2 separate regions of the Homo sapiens genome follow, and region 1 is linked to region 2. A link is an interaction called in ENCODE POLR2A ChIA-PET data of the cell type or tissue named here. Cell type or tissue: Panc1. All regions are shown on one strand. Each heading gives the region's core, and the rest is flanking DNA. Links, peaks and the distances in the headings are about the cores only.

Region 1 (7,458 bases), core at 1,602-6,601, 77 kb before region 2:
AACAGTCCAGCAACCCACGTAGAACAGAGTCCTGCCACATGACAAGGTATGAGCTTAGAAGAGGACTGTCCCTCTGTCTAGGGTTCAGATAAAACCCAGATAAGATAACCAGTTCAGCACAGTTTGCCCAGGATGTCTCCAGTTTTAGCACCAGAAGCCCCACATCCCAAGAAACCACTCAGTCTTGAGCAACCCCAGACAGTTGGTCACCACAGACTGACCTGTAGATGGCCCCTTGAATGTGCCCTTGGGAGAGACCCTGAGCCAGAGAACCTAGTAAGGCCACACTCAGATTTCCGACCTACAGAAATTGTGGGATAATAAATGTTTATTCTTTTAAGCTGCTAAACTCTGGGGTAATGTATCATGCAGCATTGCAGATATTGAAAACTAACATCCTTGTTCTTACCCAAAAGATTGAAAGATCAAGAGAAATGTTAAATCAGCTATAGAACAATAAAGAAGCTGCATTTTCTTTGTACATCTGCATGCAGCGTGAGTTAAATTAGCAGCCTCATCACGAGTGTACTCCACATCCTGAGTGTGACTCAGGAACACAGTTTTTAGCAAGAATGAAGAATTAGGTACGTCCCTTATCTTCAAGGAGTTTAAAATCAAATCACAAAATCCAGACATAGTCACCTGACAGAGATTAAAGACTCAACAGGGGCTCAGAAGTTGCTACCACAAACTTCATCTTTCTTCTGGAGAATCCATACACAGATCAAATGAATCTTCCTAGTCATGCAGTGAAACCTGGAGGTAGACCCAGAACTAAGATTTCTCGCTATCTCAGGAAGCAAGTATATCATCAAGCCAATACAGAATACGGGAGTGAGAACTCATCAACTTTTCTCCTGTCACAGGAAAGTTGGCTTCACCTAACCAATCTACTACATAGCAGTCAGCTCTAAACTATGCAGATGGATACTTAACAAATGCATATGAGAACAACAAGAGAATAAGTTAAGATCCTGAGTGTTTCAGTGATAAGTCTCCAGCTATCATAGGCAGTGGCTGAATGATTAGTTACAGGCATGAAAAAAATATGCCATAAAGGTCAATACAAATGCTCCAGTGCCAATTGAGATAAAAGTAACCATAGCCACAAATATTTATACAGTATTGTACAGCTCAGAAAGACTTGCCTACTTTTTACGTCAAAAGTTTTTACACTTCAACTCTGAAAAGTAGTTAGGCCTGAAAGAATTCTTTTCATTGCCATTTGATAAAGAAGAAAAATTGAATCTTTAAAGATTGAAATGATTTTTCCAAGACCTCAGAACTGCAATTCACACCCAGACATCTCCTAGTGCAAAGTGCTGCTCACTTTCCTCCTTCTCAGTGGAGAGAAAATGGAAACATTCATGAATTATCAGTTTCCTGCTTTCACTAGGAAATGATGTAGGAAGCACCGTGGAAGGCAGACAGAGTCTATAATGCATGTTTATGGAAACAGCAGAACTATTATACATTATTGTGGGAATTGTTTTTCTCAAGTCCTAGAGTCCCTGAAACACTGCTTTAGTAATAATGACTGTTTAGCTCCAGACTTATAATAACTTTTTTAGTAAAGTATCAAAAGAATAGAAAATCTAGAATTACTGAGAATAATTTGTGTTAGACATTTGAAAAACATATGTCAAAAGCACATCTTTTAATGAGCGCCCTGAAGAACTGTAACATTCAAACTCAACATATAATGATTGAGTCTGCCTCAGAGAAGTTGTACAATAGTTTTCTAAACCGTGCTGTTAAAATTGGTAGCCAATAGCCATACATGGCTACTTAAATTCATTAAAATGAAATACATTAAAAATTCGGTTTTCAGGCCTGGCACAGTGGCTCACGCCTGTAATCCCAGCACTTTGGGAGGCCAAGGCTGGTGGATCATCTGAGGTCAGGAGTTGGAGACCAGCCTGACCAACATGGTGAAACCCCGTCTCTACTAAATACATAAAAGTAGCCAGGCGTAGTAGCGTATGCCTGTAATCCCACCTACTTGGGGGGCTGAGGCAGGAGAATCACTTGAACCTGGGAGGCAGAGGTTGCAGTGAGCCGAGATTACACCATTTGCACTCCAGCCTGGGCAACAAGGGCAAAACTCCGTCTCAAAAAAAAATCAGTTTTTATTTGCACTAGCCACATTTTCAGTACAAGCACACTTTGTTTTATTGTGTTTCACTTTATTGTGCTTCACAGATGCTGCATTTTTTTACATATTGAAGATTTGTGGCAACCCTGCCTCAAGCAAGTCTATCACCAACATTTTTCCAACAGCATGTGCTCACTTTGTGTCTCGGTGTCACATTTTGGTAATTCTAGCAATATTTCAAATATTTTCAGTATTATTATAACTCTGTGATCAGTGATCTTTGATATTGCTTTTGTTAATTATTTTCAGACACCATGAACTGTGCCCATATAAGATGGTGAATTTAATCAACGCATATTGTGTGTGTTCTGGCTGCTCCACCAGCCAGCCATTCCCTGTCTCTTTCTTTTTCCTGGGCCTCCCTATTCCCTCAGACACAAAAATATTGAAATTAGGTCAATTAATAACCCTACATTGGCCTCTAAGTGTTTAGGTGAAAAGAAGAGTCTCAAGTCTCTCACTTTAAATAAAACACTAGAAATGATTAAGCTCAGTGAGGAAGGCATGTCTAAAGCCAAGCTAGGCAGAAAGCTAGGCCTCTTGTGCCATGTAGCCAAGTTGTAAATGCAAAGGAAAAGTTCTTCAAGGAAATTAAAAATACTGCTCCAGTGAACATGAGTGATAATAAAGTGAAACAGCTTTATTGTGATACAGAGAAAGTTTTAGAGATCTGGATAGAAGATCAAACCAACCAGAATAGTTCCTTAAACCAAAGCCTAATCCAAAGAAAGGCCCTAACTTTCTTCAATTCTATGAAGACTGAGAGAGGTAAGAAAGCTACAGAAAAAAAGTTTGAAGCTAGGAGAGACTGATTCATGAAGTTTAAGGAAAGAAACCATCTTCATAATGCAAAAGTGCAAGGTGAAGCAGCAAGTGCTAATAGAGAAGCTGCAGCAAGTTATCCAGAAGACCTAGCTAAGATCATTGATGAAGCTGGCTACACTCAACAACAGATTTTTGGTGTAGATGAAATAGCCTTATATTGGAAGAAGATGCTATCTAGGACTTGCATAGCTAGAGAGGAGAAGCCAATGCCTAGCTTCAAAGGACAGGCTGACTCTCTTGTTAGGGGCTAATGTAGCCAGTGATTTCAAGTGAAAGCCAATGCTCATTTACAATTCCAAAAACTCTTAGGACCCTTAAGAATGATGCTAAATCTACTCTGCCTGTGGTCTATAAATGGAACAACAAAACCTGGATGACAGGGCATCTGTTAACAGCATGGTTTAATGAATATTTTAAGCCCACTGTTGAGAACTACTGCTCGGGAGAAAAAAAAAAAAAAGATTCCTTTCAAAATATTATTGCTTTCACAATGCACCTGGTCACCAGAGAGCTCTGATGGAGATGTACAAGATTTAGGTTGTTTTCATGCTTGCTTACACAACATACATTCTGCAGCCTATGGATCAAGGAATAATTTTGACTTTCGAGTCTTATTATTAAAGAAATACATTTCATAAAGCTATAGCTGCCATTGAGAGTGATTCCTCTAATAGATCTGGACAAAGCAAATTAAAAACCTTCAAGAAAGGATTCTTCATTCTAAATGCCATTAAGAACATTCATGGGAGGAGGTCAAAATATCAACATGAACAGGAGTTTGGAAGAAGTTGATTTCAACACGCATGAATCACTTTGAGGGGTTCAGGACTTCAGTGGAGTAAGTAACTGCAGATGTAGTAAACACAGCAAGACAACTAGAATTAGAAGTGGAGCCTGAAGATGTGAGTGAATTGCTGCAATCTCGTGATCAAACTTGAACAGATGAGAAGTTGCTTCTTATGGATGACAGAATAAACTGGTTTCTTGAGATGGAATCTAGTGAAGATGCTGTGAACATTGTTGAAATGACACCAAAGGATTTAGAATATTGCACAAACTTGATAAAGCAACAGCAGGGTTTGAGATGATTAAAAGAAATTCTATAGTGGATAAAATGTTATCAAACAGCATTGCATGCTACAGAGAAAACTTTCAGGAAAAAAAAGAGTCAATCCATGTGATGAACTTTATTTTTGTCTTATTTTAAGAAACTACCAAAGCCATCCCAACCTTCAGCAACCACCAGACTGGTCAGTGGCCATCAACATAGAGGTAAGACCTTCCATCAGCAAAAAATAAATAAAAAATAAAAAAATAAGACTCGCTGAAGGCCCAGATGATTGTTAGCAATTTTTAGCAATAAAGTATTTTTATGCAGGTATGTACTTTTGTTAAGACAATATGCTATTTCACACAATAGTCTACAGTATAATATAAACATAAATTTTGTATGCACTGGGAAACCAAAACAATTCACGTTGACTCATTTTATTGTGGTGGTTTGGAACCGAACCTTCAGTATCTCTGAAGTATGCTTGCACTCATTAGCCACATAAGGCTAGTGGCAAGATATAAAACAATTACATTGTCACAGAAAGTTCACTGAATGATACTATACTACTAGATTACTGAGAAGAAATAACCAACTGCTTCCAAAATGGCTCTGCTGGAGAAAACACCCTACATTGCAAATACTCCACAAATACAGGCACATAACTCTAGCCGAGCTCTCTAACAATGCCTTATGAAAGGAAACACATAACATAATTTGCAGAATCATTCCCAATAGGTGGAAGCTACTTGGAGGCTTTTCTCATCTCTTTGAGATATTGTAACACATATTCAAATGTCATGCTTTCCACTTTTCTCATTTCACCCATCCTCCACAAGGACCATCACACACTAGAGTTAACACCAAAAAGTGGATAGCCTGTACTGAGAGGTGTATATCATGTTCATGCACATTCTAGAGAATTCCCCAATCACCACAGAAGCCAAAGAATGGGCTGTCCTTTAGTCCCCGAGAAAGGTCTGCTGGATATGCAGAGCTCAACTGCTAACCAAGTCATTGGCTGGGTTTGCCTGAGAACAGAAAGAATAGCAGGAGGTGGAGGAGCAAGTGGTAACATGACCTAAGGAACTGGTGATCTGAATTGCTATGTGTCATAGCAATGGGCTCTTCAGACCCACCCTTCAAATGGGCTCTCCAGATCCACCCTAATTCACAGTCCTGGTCTTCAGCAGATTTGTTTGGCCCTAGTTAAATGTTGACAGAGCAACTTGACATACAGCTCAAAGAGTTTTCCAGCCACTCCTACTGCCCCACAGAGCCTCATTCTGATTGTCATTGTCCCAGGATTCAATAAGAATCAAAAAGGAAAAAGGAAGGAAACTTAGAAATCATCTATCCCATACCCTGAATCTTATGGATAAGGAAAGTTGAGGCACAGAAAGGGGAAATGAGAGACACAGATTACCCAGGCAAGAGTGTCAGTTTCCATGTCTGTGAACTGGAGATAAGATTCGTCTCTAAATACAGATGTCATGGTGGCTCTCTCACCAGCACACCCGCGGTCACCAGCCTTGTGCTCCTGTGCTCTCCTGGCAACCAGTTTCCCACTCTACCCTGCAGTGAGTAGGATCAGCCACCAGAGAGCCTGTGAGTGAGAACAGCATTTAACCATTTTCCTATGGGCAGGCTTATTCTTTCTATAGTGCCTATGTCTTAATCAATAAACAACCCCAGCTAGTTGACTCCTGGTCATTCTTTATAGGAAACAGAAGCCTATACCAAGTATAAATCTCTACAAGATCAATTCGATTTGAAGAATAAGGATCAAGACCTGCTGTTCCCAAATTATAACTCTGATAAAATCACTGTTATCATAAGCCTTGATTTGTCCCATTCATTCTGCCATTATTCTTTCATTCTTCAGGGTCTTAAAACATTTTCCAAGTTTCAGTCATACATACTTCAGATGTAAATAGTTTCATGAGCTACAATGTCTTAATAAGGATTATGATACAGCTATTCAGATTAAGAAAAGGACACCAGATAAACCCCACAGATTTAGCTGGGAAGATTCTGTAGGGGTGGAAAGAGCCCTACCAGGGCAATTTTAGGTCCGAGGACAAAACTTAACCTACACTGAAGTTGTGTATAAGAAGGCCTTAGATCCAATGGTGAAAAGATATAGTTTTTTCAATAAGTCTCTGGCTCTTTAAATCACAGTCTTCAAAAATCAGCCACTGAATTAGGTTATGGATCTGTGGGTACAGCACAGTGAAACATTAAATCAGAGAACAGAAAACTTTCTGGAACAAATAAGCCAAATGAATGCCTAGAAGTGGAAATGTTAACTAGCGACATAAGTTCAGAGTACAGCTGTGTCCAAATGAGTCGGCTCTGGCCCAGCAAGCAAAGTCTGTGAAAGATACAGAAGAATTATACTGTTTTTCCTAAAGTCAAACAGTGGACTTTTGCCATGTTAATTCCGATTTTCTGGGGTGGGAGATGAGAAATTAAGAAAGCAAAATGGAATGGTTTTAAAATAAATACGTCCTAGATTATTGTGTTGAGATAGGGCTGTATTTTTTTTTCTTTTGGCAGAGAAATGAGTTGACTATAACGTCTTTCAAGAGAAATGTCTCAGATTTATTTCAATGACCTTATAGTCTGGGTATGATGGCACCAAAAACGCACTGAGTTTATTAGTTAGTATCTAATGAATCACATTTTATTTGTGTGTTTCAGGTCAATTCACAAGCTCTTGTGCTTCATTTGAGCCAGAAGACACCACTGAACAGATCATGGTTTCAGTACCTACACTGGCTGTTTTTCATTCAAGGTGCAAGAGTGGTTCCAAAAGCTATGCAAGGGATTACTTTTTGCCAAACTAATTATCACAATTATTGAGAAATATGACAAAGACCTAAAAGTATCAAACATTGCCTACATTTGATAGGCTTTGAATAAAAGATAAGTTAATTTCAACAGGCTGTGATTAAAACTGTCCATAATAATAATAATGATAAAACAATTGTCATATGTTGAGATTAATAAATGTTACACAAAATGTTTCAAATGTATTTTATCTTCTACAGTCTATAAGATGGACACTATAATTTTCCCCATTTTATATTTGAGGTTTAGGCCATTGTTAAAGCTTTCCCAGAGTTATATATCTGATATGGCAGAGCCAGGGCCTTCAGGAGAGACGCTGGAATACCTTTGTTGAAAATTAAGCTAGACTCTAGTAGTTCTCAGTTGAATTAATTGGGAACAATTTACCAAGTAATGAATAATTGGTACAAAACTGTAAGTAATAAAATGCTGAATAGTGAAAAAGAGATTCTGAAGTCCTAGAGAGATCAGCAAAAAAGCAAATCCAAAGCAGAAGGCTCGCAGTAGAAGGTGCAATGTGAGCTGTGCTTTGAAACGGCTCTGATGGTACAAAAAGAGGAACAAAGACAGAGAC
Region 2 (7,458 bases), core at 1,624-6,623:
CAGGCATGAGCCACTGCACCCGACCAATTCTGTCTTTTTATAGATGAGGAAGGCAAGGCCTGAGGGAATACAATGACCTCCTTGAAGTAACACAACTAACAAAGTAAATGAAAAAGCTAAAACTTAGGCTCAATTCCTCTGACTCTAACTGCAAACTATTTCCAACGCAAAAAAATTGTAACAATGATGATGAGTAAAAACCAGAAAAAATAAAACTTCTGCTTTTTTCAAAGATAGGGAACATTCTTGCAAACATCTACACTTTCAAGGAAAATCAGCCTTGGATTTATTGCCTTGAATTTATCTCCATTCCTAAGCTTTCATTGTCCTTGGTGAGTACAATTTGTCTGCTACCTGCTATGTGAAGTTATGCTTCTTTCAGTAAATACAATGCGGGCCTATAGTCCTAGCTTTCCAGGAATTGTTCCGTATTCAACACATCTATACCTTTCTTGGTTTTACAAATTCACTAGATATATTAAAAAATATCTTTCTGCTCCTCAGAAAATCTCTCTGAGGTTGCAGTTTGGTGCACTGAAAGCACTATGAGGAGAGAGCTGGAATATACGCCAACTGGGAAACAGCACGTGTACCTCCCTCTCCAACACCCCTGCTGCTGCAGCTCAATATTTGCTCTTGGTTTTGGCCCGTTTTCATTTCCTGCCACCTGCTTCCGGGCCTCTGCATCCAGGAGAACCTGCCCCTGGTTGAACACAGGAGGCTGTCACCCATCATTCTTCCATTATCACTAGCAGGTGCCTTATTTCCTCTCAGCCAGCTTCCTGATCTCTCCCTCCCTGCTATGGACTTCCAGCCACCACATCTCTGTCATTGCTCCTCCTTAGCTGTCCTGGGTGAGAGGGTTGATCAGGCTCCTAGAGAAGAGCTTCACGTAGGTGTAGGAATATTTGGAGTAGGTCATTATTTTTTTAATTGAGTCACCACACTGTTGTTTTGCCCAGTAAGTGCATGTTTATAAAGCTACTAACACCCACTAGCATCAGGACTTTAAGCAATAATAATATTTTTGCAGGTTCTGTTTTTTAAATAAATGTTAATTCAAAAAATTAAAAAGGCATTATCATGTTATTTAAACTTAGCTTGATTTTTTAAATTTAATATTTGTCCTTCCTTTTCTTATTTCTCCTCAGTTGGATGAAAATTTTGTCACAGACCTGCATTGGAGAACAAGTGCCTTAGAGTCTAGAGTTCAAATACCTTCGAGAACCAGGACATTGCAAATCGCTGGATCTGCATGCAGGGCAGGGAACAAGGGCCCTACAGGAAAGTGAGGCATTGGCCTTAGGTGCAAAATTTTAGGGGATACCAAAAACTTGGTGATCAAGATAAATAACATTTCAATAAAACAAAATTAATGTAAAAATCTATGTATTTTTAACAAAATATCAATTTTTTTTTTTTTTTTTGAGACGGAGTCTCCCTCTGTTCCCAGGCTGGAGTGCAGTGGTGCGATCTCAGCTCACTGCAAGCTCCGCCTCCTGGGTTCACGCCATCCTCCTGCCTCAATCTCCTGAGTAGCTGGGACTACAGGTGCCCCGCCAACACGCCCGGCTAATTTTTTGTATTTTTAGTAGAGACAGGGTTTCACCATGTTAGCCAGGATGGTCTTGATCTCCTGACCTCGTGATCCGCCCGTCTCGGCCTCCCAAAGTGCTGGGATTACAGGCATAAGCCACCGTTCCCAGCCAAAATATCAATTTTTTAAATACAGACAGGATCAATAGCATACTGATTTTTCCTTTATGTCACAACTCCACTGTGGCTCTGCCTATATTGACTGCATGAACGCAAGCCTTGGTGAGAACAGTGGAAATTAGAGAGCACGTGTCCTGAAAGGTTTCACATTTATTACAAAATACTGTGATGCTGTGCTGACTGAACTCTGAGGCCACATATGCAACCTCTAGCCCTAAGGGGGTCTACCAGTATGTGAATATCAAGAATCTCAAAAGAAGCCTTACACTCCATGCGCCTCTCAGGAATGTAGGTGGGTCAAGGTAGATTAGCCAGAGTTTCCTTTACAAAAGGAGTTAGAACACATCATGCGGAATGAAGGGAACTGAAAAACTCAGGTTTGGAGGAAAATGGGGCTATCCCTTCAATGCCTGCTGTGGATGCCAAATAGAAAACCTGTCCGTTCTAGGGGGATAAGAGGTCAAGCTCAATTAAGGGATCCTGTCTGGATATCAGCAAGAAGCATCAATGACTTATGGGGGCATTCTGATAATCTTCCTACCACTGAAAGAAGAGAGAGGGCAAACAAAAAAGGAGCAATATGTCGCTCAGAAGGCACTTTGATGGTAAAGCCACTGTTTGTAGTCTAACTGCAGTGGCTTATATTTATTGAGCACTCTCAGTGCTGAGCACTTTATATACATCACCTCAGCTGGGCATGGTGGCCCACACCTATAATCCCAGCACTTTGGGAGGCCAAGGCGGGAGGATCGCTTGAGCCCAGGAGTTCAAGACCAGCCTGGGCAACATAGGAAGAATTAAAAAAAAGAAAATAATAAAAAGCATTACCTCATGTCATGTTGATAACATGTCTATGTGGTATGTATTATCCTTTTTTCATGATAAAGAAACTGAAGGTAATAATAGCAGAGCTGGGACTTGAACTCAGGTAGTCCGATTCCAGAGCCTGCAGGTTTAACTACTCACTATACTGCCTCTTAGGAGTTAAGACAGGTAGAAAGCACTTGCCCAAAATAATACTGATGGAAAGGTGCCTGGAGAATTTGCAGTCTGTCAATTCTCCCAGACATTTCAAATTTAAGCTTTGGATCAAGCAAGAGCACGAGCAAGCTGTACAGCCATCAGCTTGACACTGAAGGACAGTATAATCTAACACTGAAGGACAAAAGGAATCTAACACAAAGATGCTGTTGAAGGCATCATCCTCTACGTTGACACAGTGTCCACCTTACCCAAACCCATGGGGAAACATTTATTGTTGCTGAGTGTCAAGAAAAGCTGTATCCCTAAATAGTTGCTTTGTTTGTAAATGTGAATGTAGTGAATTCTATACCTGTTTGGTTTCCATCTTTGTTACGGCTGCTAGGAATTTTTAAGCCAAATTAATATCCTACATCTAAAAACTCTGCAGGGCCATATGTCTGCAATATGTGTTTTGGTATACTATGCTCACTTCTTGCTTTATTAGTTTCCTACCCATATCCTTCTTTGGTCCTGATTTCTACAGCTATGTATTTTCTCCTTTCCTTCATTTATTATACTGTCACTAATGTCTTATAGAATCAGGTGCCAAGTGAATGAATGAACAATATTCAAACAATAAGTTGCCTTTTTATGAATTGGAGGAGACATGTGACACCCATTCCAGTCTCTGAATCTCAATCAGAGAAAAGCCCAGACTCAATCAACAAGGCAGTGTTTATGGGAACCCTGTGATTAAAAGGTGGTAGCAACAGAGCAACTAGCAAAACTGCAATATGGTCAGAAAGGGTGAATGATGACCTCCTGTTAGCAAAGAGAGGAACTATAATGACCACCCCCAGAGATTACTTGAACCATGCTGGGGGCCCTGCCAATGAGAGAAGAACTTTGGAGCACTGAGTTTCCATTGATGATGCCAGTAAAAGTTTGAATCTGAGACTTCTATTAGCATGACCCACACATTCTTGAATCCATCCTTCCAGAGTGCAACATCCTATAAGACATGATCATATACACATAAAAGCAGCCTATGTTTTTGCATTGGTTTGCCCCACTGATATGCAGTGTGTCGCTCCAAATCATAATTAAGCTTTTAGGTACAAAGTTTATCCTATGTCTACAAGTTATTAAGTGATTTCACTTTCAAGGGCCCCCTTAATGTTCCCAAAGCTACCCCTGTTCAAGTCATTCAACTTTTTTATTGATTCAGTAACACAGACATAGCACAGCCAGGTTGATTGGTCTGTTCCAAGTGGTCAGCAGAGGAAAGGGATGCACATGAAAAAGGTAAATTTGGATCAGGGGAATCTTATGAGAAGAGGTCTGGTCAGAGCCTGACTCAGGTTGTGGAAGCAAATCCACTCTAAATTCTGTGCTCAGGGGTCCCCCATTTGGATACTGATTGACAGGCTGATGTGCACTTCACCCCATGCCTAGACAGTGATCTGGAGCTCAAAGATACATGGTCACTCCAACACTCCTTCTAAATGATGATACCTGCCATGGAAAATTTCCTATGCTACATTGGAAATATCCATAAAAGACCTTCATGTTTCTGAATCAATCAACCAACAAACATTTAAGCATCAACATCCATGAGTTCATTATTGTGTTAAGTTTGTGGGTGAAACACCCTCCCCACCCCACACACAAACTAAGACATGATTGATGCCCTCAAATAACTCACTATTTAGTTGAGAATATAAGCTTATTACAAATTACAGCATCCTTATAATCAAAGCATTTCGTATTAGCAATAAAAGTTCAAAGAAGGAATAGGACACTGAGAGTGGGGTTTGTTAGAGTAGAGATAGAACTTGAGTTGAACCTGAAGAGTAGGTAAAACGTAATTATGAGCAGAAAATGGCAGCACTTATTCCATTTTGGGGAGAAGAGGAGGTAAATTGTAGACTCAGCTAGCCATAGTAGTTTTGAGCTAATACCAGAGTTCTCACATCTCTCTGGTTGACTTAAGAGACAGTGTCAGATACTCCAGGGAAGGAAGAACAATCCTTCAAAGACCACATAACTTAAACAGTTTTGCAGAATCAATTTCAGGTTTTACTTTCCTTGTTTACCCAGTTGGACTTCATTTGATTCTTTTCCCTTCCAGGTGGGTCTTACTTTCCCAGTTATATTTTGAGCTATAATAATGAAAACACATTTATTGGAGTTGGTTTAAAAAAATGTTCAAAATATGTTTGCTACATCTTTTTTAATGGAATGTATTATCCTTCCAGATAGCTGTGCTGCAAGTACTGATTATGACTCGCTGTACTGGGATGAGGGTACATCTTCCAATTATAAAATTAATGTAACGTAGCTCCATTTCCCCAAGTCTACTTCTGGCTACCTGGGAGACCTTCATTTGTCTTGGAGATGGTGATGGAATTACCTAAGGAATGGGGGGATACAGCTTATCCTTGGGTATGGGGGCAGGAAGATAATTGATTCAAAGCAAGTAGACAGTCTCAAAGCAGCCAGTGATGTTCCTGAAGCCACTAGAACTAGATGGAGCCTACATTCTCCTGTCAAGCTAAGGGCTTTAGAAACACCAGGGAGAGGGAAGCAGCACATTTCGTTTCTTTGTAATAAATCTCCCATCTTATTGTCTAAGACAGTTTGCTCTCCTGAGGACACAGGGCCTGCTTCCTAGCCTTTTCCAATCGAGCTCTTCCTTGCCTACCACCCATTTCCATTAAAATGGTTTACTGGGATTCGAAAGAGGCAAGCTGCCACATCAAGCTTTTTATTTTCTCTGAACTCCCTCCCTCCCCTCCAATCTCATTTAGACCTTTTTCCTTTTCTCTCCCTTCCCCACCTTCCCATCCTTGTCTTCTTCAGTCATCCATTATTACCCATGGGATCTCTTTCTATAGGTCTTCAGAGAGAAACGATTCCTGGATTAGATTTTGAAGCAAAGCATTAGGAGACTTTAACTCAATCTCAATTACTATTTGACACTATGCTTTATGAGTGAAAAATGCAATAAAATAGTGATTTCTAAATTTAACTAGCATTGTGTAATGCAATTATTTATTACAGAAGGCTATTGTTTATCTATCGCCTGAGCTGTTGGTTAGCGTGAAAAAGACAGTGTACAGGAAGCCCTAGAGATCGATCATTATCTAAAGTGGTTAATCAAATATCTAGTTTGTTTCCATGATTTTTCCTCCAATAACCATGTGACCTATCACACAATGTACCAGTGGACTATAATTCAAATCCTTATATCAAAACTAGAACACAACCTAGCAGGAAATGCAAAGAGGTGACTTTTTCATTCTATTGTTGGAAATGCTAAAAAAGACAATTAAGGCAGAGTGAACTATATTTTTCTCCCGCTCACCCATCCTCACTTTGCTCCCTCCCCTAATAACCATAAGCTGAAACCACTTAAGGATTACAATTATCTGTCATCATTATTGCCCGTATTATGACTAGGCTGCTACCCATTGCAAATGACACTTCTGAAAATGAAAGATGCTCTTCTGAGAGATTTTTGTGTGTTTGTTTTTAGCTTTATAGGCTCCTTCAGGCACAATGGGGGAGGATGTTGGGGGGAGATGGAAATTCAGTCAGGAAAACAATTAACTAGCACAGCTTCACTGCACAGTAACATCAAATCATACAGCAATTAGAACTCTGCAAAACCCCTGGTTTGGTTTCATGCACATTTAAGGATGAAAACTGATACGTACACTGAGCTGATGCTAGACTGCAAATGAAAAAATCAAAGAGGTAAATATTGTAAAATTTCATTCTCTGCCTAATCACATCTCTGGAATGGTGATTTGAGCTAAGAGTATTTTCCGTCTGTGCACAAGGAAATTCACCTCTCTCCTCTAGCCTTAGAAAATTGCTAGAGAACTGTCCACCATTCCTTTTCTTCTACATTGAATATAAAACATTAATTCTTGCCAAAAAATAGATTGTACTTGTTGAAAATAAAGGGGTTAATTAACCCATTGTCCCCACAGATTACCAAAGCCTTGATTGTTAAATCCAGAAAATAAATAATTGTAGCTTCAAAAAAAAAAAAGCAAGATGAAGATGCTTTTAAAAGTGGGAAAGATCCACCAATTCTTGTATTGTTGAGCTTTACCATGCAAAAGAAATTTACCTTTATCTTATAAACATGCCAGTATACATTACATGACCTGCAAAATATTCATTTTCTCTTAACTTTTTTTTTTTTTTGTAATTGAGTGCTTTTCTCTTGGATAGTTTTTGGTATAATAGAATAGGACTCAATTTGTAAGACTGAATGCATTCCCCAGTACAAAGCAATCCACAAAGACTCATTTTTTCCTGCCTGCCTCTAAAGGTTTTTCTATCATTTGACCATGGGTTTAAAAAAGAAACAAAGTGTAAGACATCTGCTTCCCTTATTTTCTAAAATAAATTCTTTATTTTGCAATAATTATAGATTTACAGAAAAGCTGCAAAGGTAGCACAGAAAGTTCTCATATACCCCCTCATCCAGTTTTCCCATTTTTTTATACCTTACATTACTATAGTACAGTTGTCAAAACTAAGAAATTGGCTGGGAGTGGCGGCTCATGCCTGTAATCCCAGCACTTTGGGATGCCAAGGCAGGTGTATCACCCGAGGTCAGGAGCTCGAGACCAGCCTGTCCAACATGGAGAAACCCCATCTCTATTAAAAATACAAAAAAATTAGCCATGTGTGGTGGCGGGTGCCTGTAATCCCAGCTATTCAGGAGGCTGAGGCAGGAGAATCACTTGAACTCAGGAGGCG

Evidence for each region. ChIA-PET counts read pairs that join two places held together with the same protein. Peaks named below come from ENCODE experiments on the same cell type or tissue, not always from the same donor. Only the 100,000 strongest peaks of a DNase experiment are listed, where the experiment ranks them.
Region 1: POLR2A ChIA-PET joins it to region 2 with 8 read pairs; 4 of 35 experiments call an interaction of 5 or more read pairs at or near these places.

What each region holds. Positions count from the first base shown.
Region 1 is chr3:177,481,462-177,488,919 of GRCh38, reverse strand. All of the region lies in intron 1 of LINC00578 (long intergenic non-protein coding RNA 578), which reads right to left. Among named protein-coding and RNA genes, the nearest start is that of LINC00578, 43 kb to the right of the region's middle. RefSeq lists an enhancer at 731-1,232. In Panc1, for the core only: CTCF peaks have their summits at 5,421 and 5,620; no DNase peak of the experiment used is centred there; H3K27ac peaks cover 4,860 bases.
Region 2 is chr3:177,404,142-177,411,599 of GRCh38, reverse strand. No RefSeq gene overlaps it. Among named protein-coding and RNA genes, the nearest start is that of LINC00578, 34 kb to the left of the region's middle. In Panc1, for the core only: no CTCF peak of the experiment used is centred there; no DNase peak of the experiment used is centred there; H3K27ac peaks cover 1,433 bases.